Regions from separate parts of the Homo sapiens genome. Here region 1 is linked to region 2. The links are chromatin loops, found by intact Hi-C in ENCODE. Cell type or tissue: PC-3. All regions are shown on one strand. Each heading gives the region's core, and the rest is flanking DNA. Links, peaks and the distances in the headings are about the cores only. Region 1 overlaps L3MBTL4 (L3MBTL histone methyl-lysine binding protein 4). Region 2 overlaps L3MBTL4 (L3MBTL histone methyl-lysine binding protein 4).

The links. Peaks named below come from ENCODE experiments on the same cell type or tissue, not always from the same donor. Only the 100,000 strongest peaks of a DNase experiment are listed, where the experiment ranks them.
Region 1: it touches region 2 in a loop (7-fold over the local background); 1 of 110 quality-filtered maps calls a loop at or near these places.

What each region holds. Positions count from the first base shown.
Region 1 is chr18:6,067,395-6,071,792 of GRCh38, reverse strand. All of the region lies in intron 16 of L3MBTL4 (L3MBTL histone methyl-lysine binding protein 4), which reads left to right. Among named protein-coding and RNA genes, the nearest start is that of TMEM200C, 170 kb to the right of the region's middle. In PC-3, for the core only: a CTCF peak has its summit at 2,420 (motif pointing left); a DNase peak (open chromatin) is centred at 2,062; H3K4me3 peaks cover 482 bases; H3K27ac peaks cover 3,196 bases.
Region 2 is chr18:6,007,205-6,011,602 of GRCh38, reverse strand. All of the region lies in intron 16 of L3MBTL4 (L3MBTL histone methyl-lysine binding protein 4), which reads left to right. Among named protein-coding and RNA genes, the nearest start is that of TMEM200C, 110 kb to the right of the region's middle. In PC-3, for the core only: no CTCF peak of the experiment used is centred there; DNase peaks (open chromatin) are centred at 1,122 and 1,612; H3K4me3 peaks cover 598 bases; H3K27ac peaks cover 1,242 bases.

The DNA.
Region 1 (4,398 bases), core at 98-4,097, 60 kb before region 2:
TTTCTTTCTTTCTTTCTTTCTTTCTTTCTTTTTTTCTTTCTTTCTTTCCTTCCTTCTTTCTTTCCTTCTTTCTTTCCTTCTTTCTTTCTTTCTTTCTTTCTTTCTTTCTCTCTTTCTTTTTTTCCTTCTTTCTTTCTTCTTTTTCTTTCTTTCTTTTTTATGGGATCTATCTCTGTCACCCCAGACTGGAGAGCAGTGGCGTGATTATGGCTTACTGCAACCTTGGCCTCCCAGACTCAAGCAATCCTCTTACCTCAGCCTCTCAAAGTGCTGGGATTACAGGTGTGAGTCACTGCACCCAGTCAACAGGAGTCTCTTAATTGAAGGATTTAATACATTTCTATCTAATGTTATTAGTGTTAAGTTGGACTTAGGGCTACTATCTTTTTTTTTTTTTTTTTAATTGAAAGAGTCTCACTCTGTCTCCCAGCTGAAGTGCAGTGGTGTAATCCTGGCTTCCTGCAACCTCCACCTCCTGGGTTCAAGTGATTCTGATGCCTCAGCCTCACAAGTAGCTGGGATTACAGATGTGTACCACCATGCCCAGCTAATTTTTGTGTTTTTAGTAGAGACAGGGTTTCACCATGTTGGCCAGGCTGGTCTCAAACTCCTAGCCTCAAGTGATCTCCCCACCTTGGCCTCCCAAAGTGCTGGGATAACAGGTATAAGCCACTGTGTCCAGCCTATTGCTACCATCTCTATAATTGTTTTCTATTTTTCTCAGTAGTTTGTATTCAATTTTATATTTTTGCTGTATCTTTTTAAACCAAAATTCATGTGAGTATACCATTCTCCCTCTATTAGCTTGTTGTTTATTTATTTTTAATATTCTGTTAGTAGATATCCCAGCTACTACAAAATGCATCTTTATCTTTATATAGAATCATTTTTCCTCTATCTGAAAAATTATCTTTTGTACTTCATTCATAGTGTCTTCTAGTTATTATTATTTTTTTAGACAGGGTTTCACTCTGTCACCCAGGCTGGAGTGCAGTGGTGCGATCACAGCTCAATGCAGCCTCAACCTGCGGGGCTCAAGTGATCCTCCCACCTCAGCCTCTGGAGTAGCTGGGCCTACAGGTGTGTGCCACCATGCCCGGCTAATTTTTGTTTTTTTTGTTTTTTGTTTTTTGTTTTTTGTAAAGATGGGATCTCACTATGTTGCTCAGGCTTTTCTCAAACTCCTGGGTTCAAACAATCTGCCCACTTTGACCTCCCAAAGTGTGGGATTACACACATGAGCCACTGCGCTTGGCCTAGCTGATTTTTTTTTTTTTTTTGAGTAAGTTTTTCTTTGTCCAGAAATATCCTTTTTTCACCCAAACTTTTGAAGAATATTTTTACAGGTTATAGAATTCTAGATTGGCAGTTAATTTTTTTTCAGGCTTTAAATATGGTAATCCGTTGGCTTCTGACTTCTATTGTTTCTCTCAAGAAGTCAGCTGTAGCTTTATTGTGTCTGTTTGAAAGGAGTATGTCTTGGAGTGTGTCACATTTTATCTGATTACTTATAAGATTTTTCTGTTGTCTTTCATTTTTAGCAGTTTTACTATGAAGTGCCTTATATTTGTCTCTTTAGGATTCATAGTGCTTAAATCTGTGGGTGTATGGCTTTTTACCACTTTGAAAAATTTGACCATTATCTCCTCAAATATTGTTTATGCTCCATTCTCTCTCATTTCCCCTATTGAGACTCCATCTGCGAATATATTAGACTTTCTTAGTTATGTCTTAAGAGCTCTTTTCATTATTTCCCCTCCGTTTTTAGTACATGCTTCAGCCTGGATATTTTTCTAGTGGCCTATTTTCAAGATCAGTGATTCTCTCTTCAGCTGTCTCCAAACTGCTATTACACTCATGTAATTAATTTTTAATTAAATTATTGTTTATTTCTTAGTTTAGCAATTTACCTATGTATGATTTTAATAGACCTTAGTTCTTGAGTAAAATTCTCTATCTTGCCATCTAATTTTGTAAACACATTAGTCACCGTTATTTATCTGAGTCATCTTTTGCCTTTGTTATTGGAGCACTGAGTGAGTGATATCAGCCTCGCCAACTGCATGGGAGCTGGGTGAGGCTTACTGCTGCCTGCTCCTCCCCACTACCTTTGTGAACTCTTCTGTGCAGAAGAGGCAGTTATACTCCCTTCTGGAACATTAGCCCAGTGGCCTGAGAACCACCTCCCAATCCTCACAGTGGCCGCAGCTAGCCCAGCTCAAGAAGAGTCAGAGCACAGACCCGCCTAACCCTGCCCTCACTTGGTTGTGCCCCTTCACCCACCCTGGTAGCTTAACACAAAGGACATAAACTTTGGGGAACTTTATAGCCCTGCCTGTCACCTGAGGAAAAAAAAAAACAACACTTTCCTGCAGCAACTTATGGCAAGCTTAAATCCCACTGCTACTACTGCAGCTGGTTGCTCTTTTGCAAATGCCACCTCGTGGCTGGAGGCCATCCAACACAGTCCATTAAGCACCTCTAGGTAGAATGCGCCCAGGAAGGAGAAAATGACTATGTGACCTCAGATATCACCACTGCGTACAACACCCTGACTAACCAGAGGTCCTGAGCCTGTCCATGTGGCAAGTTCACTGCAATTGTAACTCTCATTTGAGAAATCCAGCACACTAAGCCTTATCTCCAACCAAGAAATCTCACAGAGTGTATGTAACTGCCCTGCCATCTCCATCAAAGATGGTGCTGGTGTACACTGCTGGGAGACTTGAAATTAGTTCACATTTCTGGATCCCTTGCAGACATTCCCCAGCATCAGCTCAAAGTGTGGTAGTCCCACTGGGTATCTAGACCCAGAAGAGCACTAACAATCACTGTGGTCTGGGTCTCAGGAAGTCTCATTCCTAGGGGAAGGGGGAGAGCATCACATCAAGGGAACATCCCATGGGAAAAAGAATCTGAATGGCAGGCCTTGAGTCCCAGATCTTTCCACTAGTGGGACGTTTCTTATAGCAGAGACACAATTGCAGTGCTGGGTGCAGTAAAGAAAGTCTACACCTCTACCCCAACAATCAGGCAGCATCTCTGATCATAAAGGGGCTTGGAAAGGGGGTCCTTTTCCCACTGGTACACCACTGCACACACAGCTGGGGCTTCTCCCAGAGGAATGCAGTGTAGATGCACATATAGATGGCCTTCCAGGAACAATTTAGGGTGATTGCATCCCCACAGGAGGAGCACTTCTCAAATTCAGGCTTGCAGAGTCACAACTCCTCTCTACTTGGAACATCAACATTCCTACAGATGCAAAGAGTTACCTGTCTGATCTGAATAGCTGGAATACTGGGACAGGAAGGTGGATAGCTTTCCTGCTTGCCTGGCAGGGGAGCTGAGGTGGCTTCCACCCTTCACTCTGATAAAACCTCAGCACATTTAATTTAGAGCTCCCCCAGGCACCTTCATCAAGGCTGGGACCTCTGCCCACCATTAGATATATCTATGCATCTCTTTAGCTACCACCAATACCTACCCCAGGGATACCTCTCCTATTGGCCTGAAGGCTGAATCATCAGCTTAGTAAATAAAATACTGGGAAAAAATTAAATAAATAAAAAGGTGTACACCATGGGAGAATGAGATAAGCTTCAAGAGATCCTAGCCATTCCAACCCTACAGGAGACAGTGAACTTACCCACAGGCCAAATGCATGGTTACTGCAACCAGCGTCTGGGAAAGCCAGCGCACAAAAACTCTCTTTAAGGAACTCCTACAGAGTCTTCCCCACTAAAAGCATTAAGAATCAAATTAGGCTATAATAAATGATAAACATTAAAGTCAGATCCTTAAGAGGGAAAAGAAGAAATTAAAGAAAAAAACACAGTCAAATCAAAAATAAATTTAAGAACAATTTGAAGAAATGGTCCACCCAAAATAAGAAGAAACCAGAAAAGTAATTCTGGTAATATGACAAAATGGGGTTCTACAGCATCCGCAAGAAATCACACTAGCTTTCAGCAATGGATCCAAACCAAGATTAAATCTTTGAAATACCAGATAAAGAATTCAGAAGGTTGCTTATTAAATTACTCAAGGAGATACTAGAGAAAGGTAAAAAACAACATAAAGAAATTTTTTTTTTAAATTTAGGATATGAATGAAAATTTTCCAGAGAGATTGATGTCATGAAGTAAAACCAGTCAGAACTTCTGGAAATGAAAGTCACACTTAGGGAAATGCAAAATACAGTGGAAAAGTTTCTTCAATAGACTAGAAAGAATCTTGGAGCTCAAAGATCAGGCTCTAGAATTAACCCAGTCAAAGATGAAGAAAAAAGAATCTCAAGAAATGAATAAAGTGTACAAGAAATATGGGATCATGTAAAATGGCCAAATCTAAGAATAATTGGTGTTCCTGAGGGAAAAGAGAAGTCTAAATGTTTAG
Region 2 (4,398 bases), core at 73-4,072:
GGGAGTAGTTCATTTTGAGTAGACTGAGAGAGAAGTAAAAAGCCTTAGTTTCCAGGAAATATTAGAATGGGTAAATAAAAATTCAGATGGGGCTCAGTCAGAATACTACTCGATTAATACCACAGACTGAGCTTGTCACCTGTCCCCTCCCCTAATTTTCCCTTGAATTCCATAGAGCTGTCTATGTCAGGTATCTGTGTACAGAAACTTTGGCCTCACCAGCAAATACTATAATTATTTTGAGGTCATGGGAGGATCTACCTTTATCTCTTGATCCTTTTTTTTTATTGTTTATCTTTCTGAATATGCTATCATGGCTGACAGACTAAATGAGAACTTGTCACATGTCACTTTAGCTTGTCTTCTTGTGTATTTTCAGCCAGCATTAAAAACACATAGAGTGGTAATTAAGTCTTCTTTAGAAATCATTTCTTACTGGTGATGTGCTTTTGGTCCCTTGATGAGACACCATAAGTTGATAAATTATTCTGTTGACAGCAGTAACAACAACAGAGTCTGCATAATTATAAACCCTTCCCATGCCGGCACTTAGCAAAGTCATTATCCAGGTTGACTTCCCCACTTTGGAATAAGGAGACCAACATTAGCAGATTATCAGAAATATTCTTGCATTCTGTATTTTGGAAGGTGTCACTGAATCATTTGACAAGTGAAGGGTGATTCTAAAGTCATGGGCATATTAAAGAAATGTTCTTCTTGATGTTTAGCCTTGCCTCATACTGATATTTTATTAAATTTGCTGTCGTAGTGAGGGCTGGTTAGGTATAAACCCACAGGGAAGATCCTATGTTTTATTTTGTGAGGAAAGACTTTCTATTTATTTTACTTCCATTTTGCTTTTTTTAAAAAAATAAATAAATAAATTAGACTTCTTCAAGGAAAAAGATGTTATATTATGTAAATAAAAGGAGACAGATGGGTTAAAGCGGGTTGCGGGGAGGATATTTCCATTTTAGCTCAGCTTTGGAAATCTAGGCCAACACTGATAAAAATTGAAGAAACACAGATTGAAACCAGATCTGTCATACAGGAGAAATGTGCAGTATTAATACCGCACATGCAAGTGGCGCTGACTACAGCGATCATTTATGCAGGTGGTGGGGAGGCTCCTTTCCAGTTGTACTTGTTGAGGCTTCATTTTTTTTAATAAGTTGAGTCATCACTGATTAAAAGGAATCACAAACCATTTTTCATGTGAAATTTGGAGGACATTTTGAAGGCACAGCACAGTTCCTCTCTGAGCTGCCTGATCCTTCACATTCATCCTGGGTTTCTTATTAGATTAGCAACATTTTAAACTCTAAACTCCAACTTGGTGAGATTTTCATTAGCATTTCTTATTTCATGTTCTGGCTTTTATATTTTAATGCCTGTCTTATCAAGAAAGAGAGAATAGAGGCTTCTTAATCAGAAATGTATTACTTTCAGTTTACCACCTTAAAAAAAAAACACTTCGCACCTTGTTGAACATCCAGTCAAAACTAGAATTTAAAAGCATCATGGAAAACACGACAAGGATACAGAAGGGAAACATCGATTTTAAAGAGCCAAAAAAGACTGGTGATGGAGGGTTAAAGTATGTTTCTTAAAGTCTAGATAAGATGACTAAGGAACTAATGAAATATGATTCTTAAGTGCATAGCTGACTCATAAGAGATAATGGGCAGCTTTGTTTGTAGTCTCATTTAAGGCTAAATAGAATAGAACCAAATTAGATTGATTTAAATATCAAAGATGGAAGTTGTGCTAAGAATTCTCACACACATTTACAGGAAGCCGTTTGTGTCCTTACCTGCAACCACAGATTCAACCAACTGCTGACTGAAAACATTCAAAACAAGTAAATAAATAAAAGTAACATACAACAATAAAAATAACACAAGTAAAAAACTATACAGTACAATATTTGCATTATGTTAGGTATTATTAGTAATCTAGAGATGATTACAGGTATACGGGAGGGTGTGCATAGGTTGTGTGCAGATACACACCATTTTATATAAGGGACTCAAGCATCCTGTCAATGGTATCCAAAGGGGTCCTGGAACCAATTTCCCCATGAATACCAAGGGGCAGTGGTACTAAAACTGGCCTTTAGGACCTTGACTTCTCCGTGGACTTTGGAAGCATAAGCATTGTAATGTGTCGAGTTAGAGAGCCTTGAGTTCCTGGTGGAAACAGGGAAATTCAAGGCTCCTGGGCAGCCTGGACCCAGACCCTCAGGTCTTCACCCAGTCTGTCCTCTGCTGCCTGAGGACCAGAGACTGGCCTCATCCTGACTGGTCATTGCTCCTCCAAGGCACATGGTGCTACTAACACCTACCTGTACTGTCAGCCTGAGGCCCCAACTCCTGGACTCACTCTCTGGCCCTTACGTTTAGGTTGCCATAGACCTCTTGTCCTGCCTGCCCATCTGCCTTTCTGTAACTAAGAATCTTTGCCTGCCAGATGCTCACCTTTCTTGCCACCCCTAGCCAAGGTCATTCTGTCTGAGGTCTGAACCCGCCTTATAGCTCACCCCTCCCGAGGTCTGTGTGGTTCCTCACCACACCTCTGAGCCACTTGTGCCGAACAAGAATCACTGGTATTTATAGCTGGACAATAAGTAATTCCCATCCCACTGAGAGTGTTAAACCCTGAAATGGGTTCCTAAAGGAGGTCTATTGAAGTAGGAGAGGCTCTCCATTTGTCTGAAATGGTTTATGTCAATCCGTCAGACAACACACAGACTGTTGCCTCATTCCTAGACTTAGCAAACATCAGGTTGTATAAAGGCATTGGCAAAAGAAAAGAGCCACATTGTAATAAACAGTATGCAGTTTAGGAATTTATACAAAATCCAAACCCGTGATACTCTGGACTGAATGTTTCTGTTTTCCCAAATTCATGTGTTGAAGCCCTAATCCCCAATGAGGGTAGTAGGAAGTGGGGCCTTCAGGAGGCATTTAGGTTCAGATGTGGCCATGAGGGTGAAGCCCCCAGACACGATTATGCCCTTGTAAGAAAAGGAAGAAACATAAGAGCTCTTTCTCCTTCCACACACACACCTAGGAAAGGCCACGTGAGGATGCAAGAACTTCCCTCCCATCATCACAGCCTCTCCTCACAGGGCTTCCTCAGGTGGTGTTGAAGCCACCAATCTATAGTATTTTGTTGTAGCCCAAATTAAGACACCTGGATAGAAAGTTGTAACATCTCATATTGTTGAGGAGCCCACAGACATCTCTTGTCAGATACAGATCGACCTTCCTTGAGCTGTCACGTGCCTCTAGAACAGCAAAAACCAAGCCAAGGCCGAGGTCACAGCCTTCCTGCAGAGGAAGAGTGGGGTCTGTAGTTACAGAGCGGAGTGTGGAGGAGGGCTCAGTGTGCTGGGGAGGAGGTCTCCCATTCTCACTCTGCAAGGATAGATCCCCGTGGCCACTTACCATTGGGATCAAAGAAAGGTCATATTTCCTTATGATTTCTCCAGATCAAGCAATGAGATAACAAAAGAAACCACATCTTACAGATCCTCTGGTAAAGCAAAACATAAAACACAACTATCTTAGCATTTTGTTTTGCCTTTTTAATTTGATTTTTGAATAGGTAGCCAGTTCACATGGTACAAAAGTCTCATGTATCCTTGAGTTTCTTTAGGCATAAGCAAGCAAACTTAGTAGATTTTCTTACCCTCACCGTTTTTTAACACAATAAGTAGCATGCTGTATGTACTGTGCTCCCTGGAATTTTTTTCACATAACAGTATATCCTGTGAATTTCAACCCACTCATAAAAAAGGGAGCCTCTTCTTAGTGCCTAGAGGGTAGTTTTATAGCTCCATGGTAGTGTTCCACTGGATGGATATATCATTATATTACCACTCCTCCACTGTGGACGTTTGGGTATTTCCAGTCTTCTGTTATTACAAACAATGCTATGGTGAATAACCATGTACATGTGTTATTTTGCACATGTGCTAGTAGGCCTACAGGATAAATTCCCAAAAGTGGAATGGCAGAATGAAACAGAATATACATTTGTTACTTTAATAACCAATCACCCAACATACATAATATATTGATTTACATTCTTTCCTGTAATTATTGAGAATGCTTTTTTCTGAGTACCAATAAAACATGTTATCAAACATTTGAATTTTTTTCCAACAAGGTAAATTGAAAAATTTTATCTTGGTATAAATTTAATTTGCATTTTCTTATCGTGAGTTTTTTTTTAATTACAAGTAAGTTTTTGTATTATGAGCATTTTTTTCATATGTTTAAGGGTCATTTGTGTTTGATTGGGCAATCTTTCTGTTGCCACGTTAGTTTTTTTCTTAGCAGTTTCTAAGAGCTCTTTATCTTTATGCTTTAGGACACTAGATTTTTCTCCGTG